Linked DNA regions of Homo sapiens: region 2 is linked to region 1. A link is an interaction called in ENCODE POLR2A ChIA-PET data of the cell type or tissue named here. Cell type or tissue: MCF 10A. All regions are shown on one strand. Links, peaks and the distances in the headings refer to the core of each region. The heading gives the core; the rest is flanking DNA. Region 1 overlaps PHLPP1 (PH domain and leucine rich repeat protein phosphatase 1). Region 2 overlaps PHLPP1 (PH domain and leucine rich repeat protein phosphatase 1).

The links. ChIA-PET counts read pairs that join two places held together with the same protein. Peaks named below come from ENCODE experiments on the same cell type or tissue, not always from the same donor. Only the 100,000 strongest peaks of a DNase experiment are listed, where the experiment ranks them.
Region 2: POLR2A ChIA-PET joins it to region 1 with 8 read pairs; 10 of 35 experiments call an interaction of 5 or more read pairs at or near these places.

Annotation. Positions count from the first base shown.
Region 1 is chr18:62,798,724-62,808,448 of GRCh38, reverse strand. All of the region lies in intron 1 of PHLPP1 (PH domain and leucine rich repeat protein phosphatase 1), which reads right to left. Among named protein-coding and RNA genes, the nearest start is that of PHLPP1, 88 kb to the right of the region's middle. In MCF 10A, for the core only: a CTCF peak has its summit at 5,709 (motif pointing right); no DNase peak of the experiment used is centred there.
Region 2 is chr18:62,737,260-62,746,984 of GRCh38, reverse strand. All of the region lies in intron 1 of PHLPP1 (PH domain and leucine rich repeat protein phosphatase 1), which reads right to left. Among named protein-coding and RNA genes, the nearest start is that of PHLPP1, 27 kb to the right of the region's middle. RefSeq lists an enhancer at 5,475-5,769. In MCF 10A, for the core only: no CTCF peak of the experiment used is centred there; a DNase peak (open chromatin) is centred at 5,544.

The DNA.
Region 1 (9,725 bases), core at 1,158-9,157:
ATTTTATCAATATATGTAATCATGTAAAGTACAGATTGATTACATCATACTGTCAACTTCCCAATTTCTATCTCCAGCCCAGTCTTCTTCACTTGAATTACAGATTGATTACATCATACTGTCAACTTCCCAATTTCTATCTCCAGCCCAGTCTTCTTCACTTGAATCCAGTTTCCTATGGTCATCTGTCCACTACTCCACAGATCTACTTTAATGGCTCCTCCTACTTATCTAAGATTAACTCATCTTCAGAAAAGATGATTCCATTCATTGAGTGTCTTGGATCAAAACCCAAAGCCTCTTCCTCAACTTCTCTCTCTCACACACCCCAGACCCAATCCAAGCTCCACCTCTGCCCTATCTTTAAAAAACACAGTCATGCACCGCATAACTTTTTGGTCAAGACAGACCACACACACATAGGATGATGGTCCCGTAAGATTATAATGGAGGTGAAAAATTCCTATTGCCTAATTCAATTATTTTAAAAATAAATTTAGTGTAGCCTAAGTGTCCAGTGTTTATACAGTCTACAGTAGTGTACAGTAATGTCCTAGGCCTTCATATTCTCTCACCACTCACTCACTGACCCACCCAAAGCAATTCCCGGCCTGCAAACTCCACTCACAGTAAGTACCCTAGAGAGGTGTACCATTTTTTATCCTTTATACTGTATTTTTACTATTATTTTTTTCTATATTTAGAAGTTTAGATACACTAATACTTCCCATTGTGTTACAACTGCCTACAATATTCAGTACAGTAACACGCTGCACAGGTTTATAGCCTAGGAGCAAAAGGCTATATACCATACAGCATAGAGAGGTGTGGAGTAAGCTGTATCATCTAGGTTTGTGTAATACACTCCATGACGTTCACACAAGAACAAAATTGCCTAATGGCACATTTCTCAGAATGTGTCCCTGTTGTTAAACAACACATGAATGTAAAAACATCTTAGTCCTATTTTAGGTTTATAAGCTATGTGAATACAAGAATTATACCTTCTTCTTTATGCTTCTCCCCAAGAAATCATAAGCCTTAGAGCAAATACTCAATACATACGATTGTATTTTAATTAATTTAAATTTACTTAAAATTTTAGAGTAGTACCTTAATTTTATGTCCTTGAATTTTAGAGTAATTACAATTAATAGAAAATATAACTTGCTGGAAAAACTAAGACCGATTATTATTGAGAACTCTGAATTCACCATCACTCTCTCAATAACTATGTAACAAAGAAGATGTGAGAGTTTCTTTTTTGTATAACAAAGAAGAAAATTATCTTGTGGTCACATATTGCAATAATCCCAAAGATTGAAATAATCCCAAAAGACTTGAAATAATAATGCCAAAAGACTTGAAAAAAATCCAATTAATACCTTCATCTTACACTAAACCAGATTTCGCTATGAAAGACAATAAGGGCAACTTTATTTATAAAAAATTTTTAAACTAAAAGCTGACAAATTTTGAATAACATACTGATTTAAACTAATTCCTGATGCATTCACCTCAAAGTCCTCATTTCTTGGAATTTCCTCAAATAGTTCTGACTCTCTTTATCTCCTATAGACAATCCTGAGCTCATCTAATCCCAAACAAATTTAAAAGGAAAACAAAACTATATTTAAAAGCTTTAGAGTTGAAGAATATAATCTCATACTATCTGAGACAAAGTTCCATGTAGATAAATAGAAAATTATGTCTTTCAAAAAAGATGTCAAGCTAATCCTTGAAGATCTAATTTCAACATTGCAAACAACATTTAGATAGCCCAATTACAGAAAGGAGTGTACACACAATATACCACAAAATTCTTACTGTCTTTTTTATTTTCCTATAAATGGTTTGCCTTGGGAGTACAGTTTTATCTATCTCTCAAAAGAAACGAGTTTTCTCAAAAATATTAGGACCAACAAGAACAGCAAAAAAAGAATCAACTAACCAAATAACAAGCCATCCTCAAAGAATACTTGTTCATCAGTTCCACTGCTATGATCATTTTTATGCCTTATGCCTTTGAAGAAAAATCAGGAAAGCAGGAGAAAAGAACAAGCATAAATCACTAGAAATAAATAACAGAGAATGTTTCCTTTCCTTCCAAATGTATCAGTAAATCCTTTTTGGAATTACCATAAGAAATAAATCAAGAACAAAATGGCAGAAAGGAGTCAAGTAATAGAAATTGCTGTTTTTTATGACAGAGTTACTTAAATCTTATTACCAATTCTCCCTTCTTCTAAGTGTTTATACATACATCACAGATAGAGGATTTTCCTGTGTTCCAAATAAAGATAGCACTTCTCAGGGTAAGGATATGATATAAAATTCTTCAGTTTGAGTTTTTGTTTTGTTTCACTTTCCCTACAAATAGATGAACAGAAGTCCGGGAGGGCACTTTGTTTGCATTTAGAATACTACAAAAGAAACAGAACAACCATTACTTCTATTAAAAGAGAACTTTTAAAGTCATTTAAAATTATATGCAGAAGAGAATGAATTAGATAAAAATATTTTGAAATATTTTATATTCTATTATTTCAAACATTAAAAAAAAAAGCAACACTGGCAATCTATATGCATGGGGGTGAAAAAGAATCTTGACCTCTGCCACACACCATACCTAGATATTAACACAGGAGAATATCTTCATGACCTTAACATAGGCAAGGTTTCTTAAGTAGACACCCACAAAAACCAATCATTATTAAAAGACAGACACAGAATACATTAAAACTAAAAGTGTATGCCATCGAAAGACACCATTAAGACAGTGGAAAAAGGTCGGGCATGGTGGCTTATACCTATAATCCCAACACTTTGAGAGTCTGAGATAGGAGGATCACTTAGGCCCAGGAGTGTGGGACCAGCCTGAGCAACATGGCAAGACTCTCAGTCTCTACAAAAAAAATTAAAAAGTTAGCCAGGTGTGGGGCGCATGCTTGTAGTCCTAGTTACTCAGGAAGCTGAGGTGGGAAGATCTCTTGAGCCCAGGAGTTCAAGGTTGCAGTGACCTCTATGATTATACCACTGTATAATATATACAGTGTATATTATACTGTATATGTATAACCTATGCAGTGTATATTATACTGTATATGTATAACCTATGCAGTGTATATTACACTGTATATGTATAACCTATGCAGTGTATATTATACTGTATATGTATAACCTATGCAGTGTATATTACACTGTATATGTATAACCTATGCAGTGTATATTATACTGTATATGTATAACCTATGCAGTGTATATTATACTGTATATGTATAACCTATGCAGTGTATATTATACTGTATATGTATAACCTATGCAGTGCATATTATACTGTATATGTATAACCTATGCAGTGCATATTATACTGTATATGTATAACCTATGCAGTGTATATTATACTGTATATGTATAACCTATGCAGTGTATATTATACTGTATATGTATAACCTATGCAGTGTATATTATACTGTATATGTATAACCTATGCAGTGTATATTATACTGTATATGTATAACCTATGCAGTGTATATTATACTGTATATGTATAATATATGCAGTGTATATTATACTGTATATGTATAATATATAGTGTATATTATACTGTATATGTATAATATATACAGTGTATATTATACTGTGTGTATGTATATGTGTGTTTACATATATACACACACACACTGTATATTATACCAGCCTGGGCCACAGAGCGAGACCGTGTTCTTAAAAAAAAGAGGGGGATGGGGGGATGGGGGCAGGCAAGCCACAGACTAGAAAAAAAAGATAACTGTAACATATATAACTAGCAAAGCGTTCATATCCAGAATACATTTAAAAAGCCTCTAACAATTACTTTTTCTTTTATTTTCTTTTTCTCACTCTGTTGCCTAGGCTGAAGTGCAGTGGCATGATCATAGCTCACTGCAACCTTTAACTCCTAGGTTCAAGTGATCCTCCCACCTTGGCCTCCCAGCCCAAGGTGCTGGGATTACAGGTGTGACCCACTGTGCCAGGCCCAAATTAGTTTTTGAAAAAGGGCAACCCAATAAAAAATGAATAAAAAAACTAGACACCTTCCCCCTACACATACACCCCCGATATGGTTTGACTCTGTTTCCCCACCCAAATCTCATCATAAATCGTAACCCTTACGTGTCAGGGGAGGGACCTGATGGGAAGTGATTGGATCATGGGGGCAGTTTCTCCCATGCTGTTCTCATGATGGTGAGTGAGTTCTCATGAGATCTGATGGTTTCATAAGGGGCTCTTCCCTGTTCACTTCTCTCTCTTTCCTGCCCCCTGGTGAAGAAGGTACTTGCCTCTCCTTCAACTTCCGCCATTAACTGTTAAGTTTCCTGAGGTCCTTCCAGCCATTTGGAACTGTGAGTCAATTACACATCTTTCCCTTTATATATTTCCCAGTCTCAGGCAGTTCTTTATAGCAGTGTGAAAACGGACTAATACACACACCCACCCACCCCCAATATCTATAGAACCAATAAAAATCTTAGTTTCAGGGAAATGCGAATTAAAATCACAATGAGCCCAAACTATACACCAACCACAACGGTTGAGCTTAAGACCAACAATAGCAAACGTTGACAAGGATGTGAAGCAATAAGAACTCTCATATATTGCTGTGGAAATATAAACTGGTATAATCTCTTTACAATTGTTTGCAGAATCTACTAAAGTTAAAACATAAATACCCTATAACTTATCCACTCCATTCCTACAGATTTACCAAAGCAAAAAAATACATGTAAATTGCACTAGAAGATGCACAAGAATGTTCATGGCGGCATTATTTGTAATTAGGTAGGAAAAAGAAAACCTGGAAACACAGCTGTCCAAAAACAGTAGTAGTATTAACTGTGGTATAATTATACAATGTAAAACTACATAGCAATGACCTCCTACATGCAAAATGATGGCTGAATCTCACAATCTTAAGTTAAACACAAAAGAGTACATATGATAAGCTACTATTTATATAAAGCTCAAAATGAGCAGAACTAAGCTAGAGTGTTAGAAATTAGGACAGCAGTTATTTTGGAGTGGGTAGGTAATAACTAGGAGGGGGAAAAGCGGGGGACTTGGGATGCTGACAGTATTTTGAGCTCAGTAGTAACCACTTGGTGATGAAGACTTGCATACCTTTCTGAATGTATGTTATATTCTAATAAAAGATCTGATTTTTCTTAAAAACTATGTGATTTAGAAAAACTAATGATAAACAGACAAATGTTTAAATTAAAATTTCTAGCATACAAACTGTTAACACCAATATGAACCCTTAACATATCCAGAGAGCATAGTCTTCCAGAACAAAACATTTGAGATTATTTCTAAATCTGATTTTATATTTAAGACTTTTAAGGCATAAAATTAAAACATAAAATGATTAAAGCATTAGGCAGTATGCTTTCTCCATTCTCCACCCTACTCTCAAAATTTATCTTCTGCCACTTACCTTTATTCAACCCTCACTGAGCTTCTCCCTGGTTCCAACATGCCGTTCCTTACCAACTTGCCCTGCCTGAAACAACTTCTCTGAACTCCAATCTAATTTTTTATTTGGAATCTACAGGACTGGACTTCTCCCCTACAAAAGGCATAATTAGTACGTTTCTACCTTGTTAATACTCCTCAAGACAACTTCACAAGTTGTCATTTGCCCAAGTAAGTTCCACGCTCCAACAGAGGGCAGTAACTCATCCATTTATACATTCTCGGTGTTTTCACACAGTAGAAAAATGGATGAAAACATGTACATATGTGTTTTACAGAAGAAACATATTACTTTCAATTCAATCAATATTTATTAAGTGCTTGTTAAGTACCTATGATACTTAGCCCAAATTAGGAAATCAGAAATAAAGTTACTTTGATCCAGCTGCATTTTGAAGTCCATGTCCTGCTATCCCTACTTTAGTTAGCACTATGATGTTCTGGAGCCATAAATACTGTAACTGTGATGCTTAGAACAGTTTCAATCATCAAAATTATTCTGCTTGGGAGGGTGTGTTAATCCCCACATGCTCAGGCTCCACTTTGCTCTTTTCCTTCCCTGGAATCGAATCTGCCCTCTTCCCCACATGTACCCCTCCAAAAAGACTTGGGAACCTTATCACTTCCTTCCTGGGTTGCTCCACTGTTTTCTTGCTGTTCAGGCTCAGCTCTGCAGTTCCTGCAGACTCCATGCTCCTCCCTTTCTTTGGGCCACTCAGTCCTTCCTCTGACCCACTGGTGAGCCAACCTTTCTTCTTTTCTTTGGCCTCTCTTCCATCAACAACTGGAAAAAGGGGTAGCTCGTATCCTCATAACCCCCTCTGCTCATTCTTCTAGCCCTTCTTTGCCTCTGGGTGCTCACATACACACATTCTGGCCAAGAAAGTAGTCAGGGGAGTGAGAGAAAAGAAAGGCAACAAGGAAAAAACGGTTAAAAAAAATAGAAAAAGTAAAAATATTAATGGTACTAGACATAAGTCAAAACAACACAAAGCCAATGTGTTCCTAGAGACTAGGAGTGATGCTCTGTGTATGCAAATGTGAATGACATAAAAGTTAAATATGAAATATGAGAAAAACAAGACATAGGTAAGAAAATGTGTTAAAATGCTGAAGAGACAGAAGGTAAATGCCTATGACTTGGAAAGAAATATGAGAAACCATGGACATAAAAACAAACAGAGGCCAGGCACAGTGGTTCACGCCTATAATCCCAGCACTTTGGGAGGCAGAGGCAGGCGGACCACTTGACGTCAGGAGTTTGAGACCAGTCTGGCCAACATGGGGAAACCCATCTCTAGTAAAAATACAAAAATTAGCCGGGCATGGTGGTGCATGCCTGTAGTCTCAGCTACTCAAGAGGCTGAGGCAGGAGAATCACTTGAATCCGGGAGGCAGAGGTTGCAGTAAGCCAAGATCACGCCATTGCACTCCAGCCTGGGCGACGGACGGACAGAGGGAGGCTCCATATACTAACTAACAATTTCTGCTTGATGCATCTCTTTAGCATCAAACCTACCAGGCAAAACATGTCACCTCAGCAAATTCACAATTAAAAATTAATTACTCAGAACAATTAATTAGAAATTAGCAGCCAGGAGTGGTGGCTCACATCTGTAATCCCAGCACTTTGGGAGGCCAAGGCAAGCGGATTACTTGAGGCCAGGAGTTTGAGACCAGCCTGGCCAACATGGTGAAACCCCGTCTCTACTAAAAATACAAAAACTAGCAGGGTGTGGGCACCTCTAATCCCTGCTACTTGGGAGGCTGAGGCAGGAGAATCACTGGGGCCCAGGAGAAGGAGGCTGCAGTGAGCCAAGATCATGCCACTGCACTCCAGCCTGGGAGATAGGGCAAGAAAGGGAAGGAGGGAGGGAGGGAGGGAGGGAGGGAGGGAGGGAGGGAGGGAGGGAGGGAGGGAGGGAAGGAAGCAAGGAAGGAAGGAATTAGCTGTAATTCAACTCTCAACTTAATTTGCACAAATACCAACAAAGGGAATTTCTGGTTAAGTAAAAGTGGATTTCAGCTGAACTTCTCTCTATGTCTCCTCCACCAACAGTGACAAGAGATTCTTACCCCTAAAGATTGAGTTCATGTTTACAAAAGCTCACTATTAAGTCATGCAAAGAATGCAGGTAGCCGGAGAAGCCAGCTCAGCATCGAATAGCTTCAAGGCACTCTAGAAAATAAAGCCCTACTCTAAATAGGTTATTATTAGGATCATAAGCAGAAACTCGCTAAACAACAAAACAAGTAACATGAACCAAAGTAAATATCAAACTGAGAGGGTTTTTACAACAGAGACTCTTCTTTTCATATGCTCCCCCGAGACAAACAGCCCATTCTTCAGCCACCCTCACTCACTTTCCCCTTGAGAATTTTAACTGCATATAATGAAAGATGTTATAGGTGAGTTTGTATGCATTATCCATGACTAATCTAGAAGCAGAAAAAAAGTTGAGATCACCACTATATACCTAATATTAACTATAGAGCCAGCTTTAAAACATAACTGAAGACTGAACTTACTAAAAATAATCAAACCACAAAAACTATACAGTTGACCCAAATAAATTACATTTTATGCAACACAAACTCTAAAGCGTTAATTTATAACGCAAACGAAGAACATTCGGATATCCCTGTTGTTCAAAACCTTCCCCACCTGTTCTCTGTCCCCAGAAGTGACAAGTGTGTAAAGGGCCTTCTATGCACTCTGCCTCCCACTGGATTCAGCCAGTGGGGGGTGGGGAGAGAAGAGAGTGTGGTCAAGGGTATCTATTCTCCGGACACCCTCCCTATTAGGTGGCCTCCAGCTGGCCGTGCCCTGGTCTGAAGTTCTCTCAAGGTGCAGTCAGCTCTAGCTAAAGGGTCTAGCATCTCCTGCTAGGTTCTATAAATCTCTTCTTCCACTCATCCCTTTGGGGTGTGGGTTAATAACATCTCCAGCAGTTGATAATTTCAGGCATTTTCTACACTAAACCTTGCAGTTCCCCAATACCCTGTCCACATCCTTCTAAAATTCTCCTGATTTAAGTGTGCTATTTCCTGTTGAGATCTTGACTATTATACTTGTTAAAAAGAGGAAAAATGTTTTAATGAACATTTAAGAGATATGTTCTGTTTATAAGCAGTAAGGCCCAAGCAAATAAACAAAAACCCTCAGCTATATTTTCAATATGAATACAGGTGAGGGAAGGTCAAAGAACTGCACTTCTGCTGTAGAACACACACTGTATTCTACAAGGGTATCATAAATAAATGGTTTATGATAGATGAATGGAGAGAGATGCCTGAAAGGGGGAAAATACAGCAGGAAGATCCGGGGAACCTGCACACTGTGCAACTATCATTCTTTCTATTCCAGATGCTCTCATTCTTTAGCTGTGCACCTTAAACACATCCTTTGAGCTCAGTTTCCTAATGTAAGGCATAGATTCTATGAGATGAACTCTGCGGTCCTTTCTAGCTTCAAAATTTTCTAAATAGTATGTCTGTCTTGTGATGACAGGTTAAAAAGAATGGATAATGCTTCTGAACAGGGAATATCACAGCCTCTCAGTGGCCTTTGTAACCACCTCAAGAGATGTCCCAGCCAACAGACTGTACATCCTCAGAGTCTTGCTACCAACAGTGGCCCCCATTAGTAAGTGAAAGCTCACTGATATAAACCAAATGACATAAAGTACATGAAACAAAATGTTATTTTTAGTATCCTTTCATTGTCCATTTTATACAATAGCCTATTTACCACTCCTCTGGTTCTTTTCTTCCTCTTTATGAGTGATTATCCAAGATCACTGCAGCTTCCCTTTCTTTCCTTAAAATCTCACTCATTGTCTGTGAACTCCATTCAGTAGAGAATATTTCAAAGCCAGAGGAAGGATGGGAAATTCAAATAAGTCAATTTTGCTACTTAATAATTGTACTAAAACATTGTAGCTTTGGAAGGGAGCTTAAGTCTAATTGCTAAAACTAAAATTTGCCAATTTTCTGAGTTTTGTTTTTTGTTTTGTTTTGTTTTGTTTTGTTTTTAAACATGCCCATTCTTTTCACAGGTATCTAGTGGACACACAAGAAGATCCAGGAACATCTGTTTTATTACCACTGGATTTCACTGGGGACCTTTCTGGCTCTTACAGGGGTTGCCTTGATCTGTGAATCAATCAGACACAGTGACCACCCAGACAGCTCAGCCACAGAGTTCAAAG
Region 2 (9,725 bases), core at 1,000-8,999, 61 kb after region 1:
GAAAAGTATCTCTTCCCAAAACTGAGTCTAGAACAATTAGAAAACCTGAATATAGCTACAACCATTAGATACATTTGAATTTGTAGTTTAAAGGCTACCAGGTCCAGAAAGCTTAAGCAAGTTCTACCAAGCGAAAAATAAATCACATTGCTATGCACCAGCAAACTTTTTTTTAGTTTTAATACACCATTTATAATAGAAAAAAAAAACCCACATACAATATATAGGAATAAATCTCACAACACACGCGCCAGGTTGTGGATCAAAAGTTGTACACAGGTTTACAACTTAAAAAAAAAAAAATCACATCTGAAGCACAGCAAAATGTTAGATTCAACAAAGCTGGTGGATAGTTACACAGGTGTTCTTTATATTACTCTTGTCTTCAGGCTTGAAATGGCCTATAATACATTTTTTAAAAGAAAAAATACTGCAAAGCTAAAATCATTTGGGCAAAACAAACTAAATTAATTGCTATTTAAGAACATCATTCAAATAGTGTTCATCTTACAATTTTCAAAGGCAACACGCAGAAAAGGAAGAAGAAAAGCAAATTGCCGAAGTAAGTCCTGACTAACAGCAGCAGGAACACAAGAAAGTGCTAACATTTGAGGAAAATTCACTATAAAAAATTAGTTTTGGCCGGGCGTGGTGGCTCATGCCTGTAATCCCAGCACTTTGGGAGGCCAAGGAGGGTGGATCACCTGAGGTCAAGAGTTCGAGACCAGCCTGACCAACATGGAGAAACCCTGTCTCTACTAAAAATACAAAATTAGCCGGGTATGGTGGCTCATGCCTATAGTCTCAGCTACTCAGGAGGCTGAGAGGCAGGAGAATCGCTTGAACCCGGGAGGGGGAGGTTGCGGTGAGCCAAGATCACGCCATTGCACTCCAGCCTGGGCAACAAGAGTGAAACTCCGTCTCAAAAAAAAAAAAATTAGTTTTTCTTCCATCTTCCTCCACTTATATAACATATATTAGGCATGCATTTGAGTATTCCCCTTGGGAGCCCAGAAAGAAATCCAGTGGTCAGCAATTCAGATCTAACACCTCTGACCCAGTCTCTGACACAGTTCACTATATACTAGTACAGTATTTGGATTTCAAATCTTTATAGTTTTCCTCCAGATTGTAAAAATTCTTATCATAGATTCATATGTAGAACACTGGCCAACATTTACTACCAGTAACTTTTTTCAATTCAGTCACTAAAAGAGGCAAGAGTAACATTAAGAATTTTAATTTTAATCATGAATTTTTCAAAGATTTGGTTTAGTGATTATAATTTCAATACTGAAATGGTTTAAAAAATGTAAAGTATTTGGTAAATACAGAACGGTGGTACTATTAAAATTACTCCAAAAAACCTCTAATTTCTTGCAACACTATAGCACATCCCCGTCACTCACCACTGCACTATGTGAAGGCACCCACATGCTCTCAATGAGAGTTCTCACCACCCACAAATGCCACTGAAGGACTGCTTAAAATTGAAACACCTCACTTTTAATAGTACCACTTGTTGACAATTTTTAACAGTATAAAATGAGCTAGATTTCTTAATGCAATGTTAGTTTATTGATTGTTTGGAGTCATTCAAACTACATTTTCATGTAATAACCACTAGGGAATAAGAATTTAGCCTATACTAGAACATGCAACTGGTAACGTGTTTACTTTTCCTGTTCTCTTAATCATGATAAACTAAATATTCTCCTGGAGTCAAAGGGTACAGAACCTGACCCCACCCACACTTTTTATCAAAGGTTGTCAGCAGCAAGTAAAGGTTCAGGCAGGCTTAACATCTACCAAAAAAATTAAAACCTCAACTCTAATTTCAAAGTATGCATTAGTATAACAAATAAGATTACTAAACCCTAAAATGCAATGGTATTAAAATTATTATTGTTTTTAAATGATATCCAAATGCCAGGTTTTAAAACATTACAAAATTACACCAGCTATACCTCCTAAACTATCTTCAAGTTTGTGGGCTCTATCCATGCTGTACTTCCTTCCTTTGGACATAAACCAAATGGAGGAATTCAAACTCCAAATTCTTAGGCCAAGAAAGGAAAGCCTAGCTAATGTTTAAAAATCTATTATTAAGAAGCCTATCCCTGATTTACATGTGACTAATGTCTAAGCTAAACATGTGCATATCTACACAAATTATTTATAATATTGTACAGTGTTATAATAGTAACATACCATGATTACAATCACTTCCAGTAACACATGCCAGTGGAGGAAGTAGAGGTGCTAACATCACTGAAGTTTCAAACATGGATGTGCATTACATGATCTGTTTATCTTCCTATGCCTTCATTATCAGGTTGATTTACTGGTTCCTTTTCTCCCTTACTCATTCAATAAGAATTGAGCACCTACTATACACCAAGCCTTCTGTTAGGCACTAAAAAACCAATATCCACAGTCCAAGGGAGAGGCACATGAGAACAAATTCATGCAATGCATGGAGTCAGGCTTAAGACAGAGGTATGAAGCACAGCAGGAACTTCAGCTGGCACTCTGACCACTCTCTGAATAAACATCAATTCTTAGACAGTGAAACAGCTCAAATACCAGCTTGGAGAAAACATGAGGCAAAAAATGCATTGAATTTCAGAGACACCACACAAATAAAGGTAATCTCTGTTCCTCTAAGTCAGGGTTCACAAACCCAGCAGGCCTCTGGGACCAGGCAGGAAGCCTGTATGAGGAGTGTGCTCGCACCAGGTGCGGGCATGCGCCCTCTGAAGGAGCCCCACCACTCACCAGAGGCATTGCCACAGAAGCTGGGGTGCCCAGATACTCTGATTTTTTAAAACAGAATTTAAAAAAAGAAGAAATCTTGATTCTTAAGGGAACTTTACAATGTCTAACTCATGGCAATTAACTTTAAAGTATTTCCAATTGTGCCTACCAAACAAAACACACCTGTGAGCCACATGTGTCCCACGGCACCAGTTTTGGACCTCTGCTCTAAATCCAGCAAAAGAAGATCCAACTTACCTCTCCACATCAAAGTAGTAAACATTAAGCAAAACTCAAAAAAATTAAAAAGCCTATCAACATATATGTCCAAAATTTCAATGTAACCACCACAGAGATGCAGTCACAAAAACTCACCCTGTGAGAAACTCTACAGGACAAATAACCTGGTTTTTTCAACAAGTAAATTGCAAGGAAAGAGAGGGAGAGGGGGAGGGTGGAAGAGGAGAGGGAAGAAGAGCTGGAGAGGCGGGAAACCTAAAATTAAAAGAAATTTAAAAGACATAAAAAATGCAATTACTAGGTTTGGACCACATTTGGATCATAATTCAAACCAAAAATGTAAGATTAATGGAAATTTGATCACTGACTAGGTAATTGCTGAAAAATAGGAATTAGTGTTAATTTTTAAGAAAATAACAGTGTCATCGTTTTGACTGAAGTACTTCCAAAGGAGTATTTCTGTATGGCGATACTTAAGTTTAGAGGTATTTATGGATGAAATGATATGAGATCTAGGATTAGTTTCAAAATAACCTAAGCAGAGGAAGGTGATTCGAGATAAAGTAAGACTGGCCATGAGTTGGCAACTGCTGATGCTGGGTAATGATTACGTGAGAGTTCATTACATTATTTTGCCTACTTTTGTAATTGTGTTTAAATTTTCCGTAATAAAAAAAAATTCTAAAAAAAAAAAAGCTGTTTTTAAGTTTTTCCTATTCACTATCACTTAATCTACTCAAAAATAGGGAAATGATGCACAGGATTAAGACAACCAAGAGAGGGAAAAAGAACAGAAAATAATACTTCAATAATAACTATAAAGAAACTAATTAACCTGCCCCTTAATTTAAAAATAATTGACTTTGTAAGTAACCCTGGGACCTCTCTTGTTTATGGATAAAAAGTGTAAAAAAAAAATCCTAAGCAAGTATAATTTCATTTAATGTCTCCCTAACAGGACATACAAATTAGAATGCTGTATTCCAACTCCATTAAAATGGAAATTGGTTTTTAAAGTATTAAGAGAACACACTGAATTGGTGATTTTTAATGTCCTCAATCAAACATCCTTGATGTTCAGCACAGTTTATTATCATTGGGGGTGAGTTACGGGAAGCTGGAATATACAGCAGGGAATTTTATATACTCATTCAATAAGAGGTACTAATTTTTCTTTTCTAAGAAAAGGAAAATGAGTGTGCTGGGATGGGGCAGAAACAGAGTAAAATAGAGCTTCCGATAAAAATTTTAAAAGGCCAGCTGCAGTGGTTCACACCTGTAATCCCAACACTTTGGGAGGCCGAGCCAGGTGGATCACAAGGTCAGGAATTCAAGACCAGCCTGACCAACACGGTGAAACCCCGTCTCTACTGAAAATACAAAAATTAGCCAGGCATGGCGGTGGGCACCTGCAGTCCCAGCTACTCAGGAGGCTGAGGCAGGAGAATCGCTTGAACCCGGGAGGCGGAAGTTGCAGTGAGCCAAGATAGCGCCACTCAGGCGCCCAGCCTGGGCGACAGAGCAAGACTCCATCTCAAAAAAAAAAAATTACATGAAGCCAGTAAAAAGACTATGCCTTTATTCTCAGACCACACCCCTTTGCATTCTGGGAGCATCTTGGGGCCTCAGATAACATAGAGTCAATCAATATAGCTGTATAAGGAACTACACAGCTGTGTAGGTGGCTAAAAGATGAAGAAAGTCATGTACATAGGAAGAACAGAAAAAGTGGTTGTTCTTGTGTGTTCAGATTATAGAAAAGACCGCGTTACTTTTATCTTCCTTTTCTCTTTTCTCCCTCCTACTGATAAGATAAAAAGTTAGGAAATGATAGTCATGGCACCTGTCCTTGAAAAAGACAAATCTAAAGAACATTTGATAACTCAATGGAATGGTTTCCCATTATCTTAAAATCAATTCCAAAACACTGGCCTCAAAGGCCTTTGTAGCTAGACTTAACAGAGAATTCATATATCTACCTATTTTGCATTGAATTTAAGAGGAGAAAAACTATAATGACCAAAGCATTCGGTCAGGCAGAAGTTAGCCCCAGACCACACACCCATTATATGGCCCCTTACAATTTCCTGATATTCTCAATCAGTACACTATATTCACACTGGTCCTCCCTCTAAGTCCTTAAACTTGCCGGGCTTCCTACCTCAGGGCTTTCAAACACACTGTTTCCCTATTTGCAATGCTCTTTCACGTACCCTGTAACCCAAGCTACTATTCAGTCCTCAGGTCTCAGCTTAAACAAGAATTCACTGCATACTAGATTTCTTCCTCGTGGCACACATAACAATTACAATTAAACAATTATTTATAAAAGTATTTGGTAAGTTTACTCCCTACTTTGAAGTCACAAGGGCAAGGACCTTCTTGTTAAAGAGTGGCACACAAGAGGCACAAAGTTCAAGAAGTATTTGCAAGAAATTGAGAGGAAGAACCCTATAGTACTGTCTTACGTTTTATGATAATCTGCGTCCTTGTGCAATTGGCTTAAGCTTCTGAAAAGGCAGAGGATCTGGTGACTCATCTTTTCCCCCAGCCTTCAAAGCACCTTATACCTTGGGAAGCAAGCACTCCACATCTGAATTGACTAAGTAGACTCAGGGAAAAAAAGACAGTGTCCCATATGAAAAAAAGTTTCTGTTACCACTAATCAGTGACTTTTGAACACAAACAAACCTTTGTGCCAACAACTGCTAGCCCAATAAATACAAAGTTCCTGAGCAAGTAAAAAACAACCGAACTCTACAGCCATTCCACCAGGGCCTATAAAATCAAGAACGGTCTATTATTTTTTTCCACTCTTACTGCTGTTTAGCAATTCATCATATGAAGAGTGAGCAATTATGGTTCTTTCTCAAGAGTTTCTATCCTAGTTCTCAAACTACCTTTATTAAAAATCTACAAAACACAACTTTGCTACGGGAATATAAAATAGCTAGATGATCTGAAGACATCAGTAAATATTTGAGCAATTATATTCTTTTTTTTTTCTTCTTTTTGAGACAGAGTCTGACTCTGTTGCCCAGGCTGGAGTGCAGTGGCATGATCTCGGCTCACTGCAACCTCCGCCTCCCAGGTTCAAGCAATTCTCCTGCCTCAGCTTCCACAGTAGCTGGGATTACAAAGGTGTGCACCACCACGCCTGGCTAGTTTTTGTATTTTTAGTACGTATGGGGTCTCACCATGTTGGCCAGGCTGGTCTTGAACTCCTGACCTCAGGTGATCCCCTGCCTCAGTCTCCCAAAGTGCTGGGATTACAGGCATGAGCCACCATGCCCAGCCATAATTATGTTCTTAAGAAAAACTAAAATAATGCTCGTTTTTGTTTCAATAACCATAATTTAAAATCTTGGCATCTAGCCCAGTCCTAAGCACAAAATGAAAATACAATGCTTACTACAATTAACAAGATTTCCATGATAGGTTTAGCATGGTTTCTTAACAGTGTTTATTATTTATTAATTGTCCTCTATACCATCTGGTTTATATCTACATATCTACCTGAACTTAAAATTTACCATGTCTTTATGTTCACTTTATAAACAGATTTAATCCATGAGTTATTATGATAATCTAAGAATGGAAAATACATTCTTCAGAATCAGCTCTTACCTGTAAGTCATAAGAAAAAAGAAGTCATAAGAAAAAAATCAAATCTATCTCAGAAATATCCATAAATGAGTTTATAAACAGAAAGGAAACAGAATATAATAGAAAGCACAATCCCAGCTTGGTTATTTACTACCCGCAGCTTTCATGAAGGCTTCTGAACATCCTGCCTTTCTGCCTCCCGACCTACCCACCCTCCCTCCCGCCCAAACACATACACACCCCTACAGATTAGGAGCAGGGAACTACAAGCTGTGCTTGCTATCAAAACAAACCTACCCAATGCAAGCATTGCCGAACCTGTAAAACCAAGTTTGGCAATCAGCTCCTCCACCTCTCCTTTGTCCCCGTTTCCCTTCCAGTGCAGTAAGGTGCTTTAGGATGGCCCAAGGAAGGATCAATCCTCCAAAAATTCAGCAGTAGTTGAAATCACTCATGAATTCACAACAGATGGTATACACTATGATTACTTGGTTGATGAGCTCGAGAAAAAGCATATTACAATAAATATTGAGATGTGACTCTTCTTTACCTTCTAATTCACTAAGAAAACTGAGGCCAATTGAGACCCAAAGACTTCCAGAGCTCTTACAAGAATCTCTTTATCCATCCTTCCTAAAAGCCTTATGGAAACAGACGACCCTCTTCCCACCTAGGGTTAACTCCTTCATGGATGCTCCATGCCTGCTTATTTCTTTCTTTCCTTTGTTTAAATTTTTCCCCTCTGTTCATCCATCATCCTTAGCCTCTTTCTCCCTCTCTCCCTTCAGGATAGAAATACTGTTCAAATTTCTGCCTTCAGGGCCTCTTCTCTTCTTCCACTGAGATATAACTTACATCTAATAAAGCACACAAACCATAAGGGTACCAATCAATGAACTGTTGTATATGTACCCACCCAGAAAACTAAAACCCAAATCAATACAAAGAGCAATATCAAGACCAGACGGCTCCTCATGTCCCTTCCCATCCATATCCCGCTGAAAGGTAACCACTACAATACGTCACCAAAAATTAGCTTTGCCAGCTAACTGACCTTCATATAAACATAATCATAGAGTTGTATCTCCTTCATGTCTGAATTATTTCACTCAATATAACTCGCTACTACTTTTTAAATATAGGCATTCTTCGGAGTTGCTTCCTAAGGCCTTTCCTCACTCTAACAATTTCATTCAATCCAAAGGCTTCAAAACTACTATCTGTCTAGCATTTTCATTCAATCCAAAGGCTTCAAAAGTACTACCTAAATAGAGATGATCCTGGAGCTCTTCAGACATACTTGAGTATTCTTCAGGAACCTCAAACTTAACACATCCAAATTCTAACTCATCATCTCTCCCCTTACCCTAAAACCAATTCCTGCTCGCATATTCTGCCTGTTGGTTAATGGGATTATGGTCACCCCTAAACTAGAAACCTCCAAGTCATCCAGACATATAAAATGTTGTTGGTCTAGTTCACACCATATCCCTAGTTACCAACATGCAGGACATACAGTAGTCTGCACTTATCTGCAATTTTACTTTCCACAGTTTCAGTTACCCACAGCCAACCACAGTCCAAAAATAGATGAGTACAATACAGTAAGATTGACAGACCATATTCACATAACTTTTATTACAGTATTGTTATTAACTGTTCCATTGTATTAGTATTTATTGTTGTTAATCTCTTACTGTACCTAATTTAGAAATTAAACTTTATCATAGGAATATATGTATAGGAAAAAACATAGTAGAGTCATCCCTTGCTATCCAAGTGGTACTGGTTCCAGGACCACCACCCACCCCAAAAGATACCAAAATCAATGGACACTCAAGTCCCTTATATAAATATTTGTATATAACTTATGCATATCCTCCCACATACTTTAAATTATCTCTAGATTACTTATAATACTTAACACAATGTAAACGCTATGTAAATATCCAATAGTTGTTATACTGCATTTTTTTATTATTTTTTATTGTTGCATTGTTGCTTTGTTTTGGGGTTTTGTTGTTTTTGAGACAGGTCTCACTTTGTCGCCCAGGCTGCAGTGCAGTGGCACCATCACAACTCACTGCAGGCTCGGCCTCCCAGGCTCAAGCCATCCTCCCACTTCAGCCTCCTGGGCAGCTGGGACTACAGGCATGTGCCACCACATCTGGCTAATTTAAGAAAAAAAAAATGGTAGAGAAAGGGTCTCACTATGTTACCTAGGCTATTATTTTTTACTGTTTTTTTTTTCCTGAATATTTTCGGTCTGTGGTTGGTTGAATCCATTAATGCAGAACCCATGGATACAGATGGCCTACTGTATATCTAATGTTCTACCTATAGGTATAGGTACTACCCCCAGCTTCAGGCATCCACTAGAGGTCTTGGAACATACCCTTCTCAAATTAAGTGGGAACTGCTGTACTCAAATTAGTTCAGGAGTGAATAAAAAATCCTGAACTGCCCTTCCCCCCTCCACATATAATCATTCATTAAAACCCAACAATTCTACATTGTAAACAATTATCCTATGTTCATGGTTCTTCATCTGCACTGACCTCGTGTAGACCTTCATCTAACTTCTAGGTCCCCTGCCAAAAATGTCCTATCCCATCCACTCCAGCTCCTGGTCTACTCTTCCTAATCCTCAAAAGCATCTCCCACCGACCCTATCACAACTGCAGCAGAGGTGATTACCTCCCTTTTTGGAATGACAAATACCTTGTACAAACCTCACAAGCAGCACATTCCAAGCAGCACTGCATGCTTTCCTTCCCTGCCACTAGGCTGAACTCCCTGAGCCAAGGGCAGCATATCATTCCTTCGTCAGCTCCTAACAGGCTGTTTTAACACACAAAGTCAAAACATGTTTATCAAAGGCCCTACTAAGGCAGTCTTCAAGTTTCTAGTTAGTCCCTCGCCAATCTATCCTCCAGCTGGCTGCCCAGTTAATGCCAAAGACTACAAATCTAATCATGTCATTCTCCACTTGACTTGCTTATCGAGTCAAGTCCTTAGCATGTGAGGCCTTTCACCACATGGCCTCAACCTCTCTTTTAGTCTCATCTCCTACCACTTTTCATCTCATCACCTAAAATTTCACCACTCCAAACTACTCACCA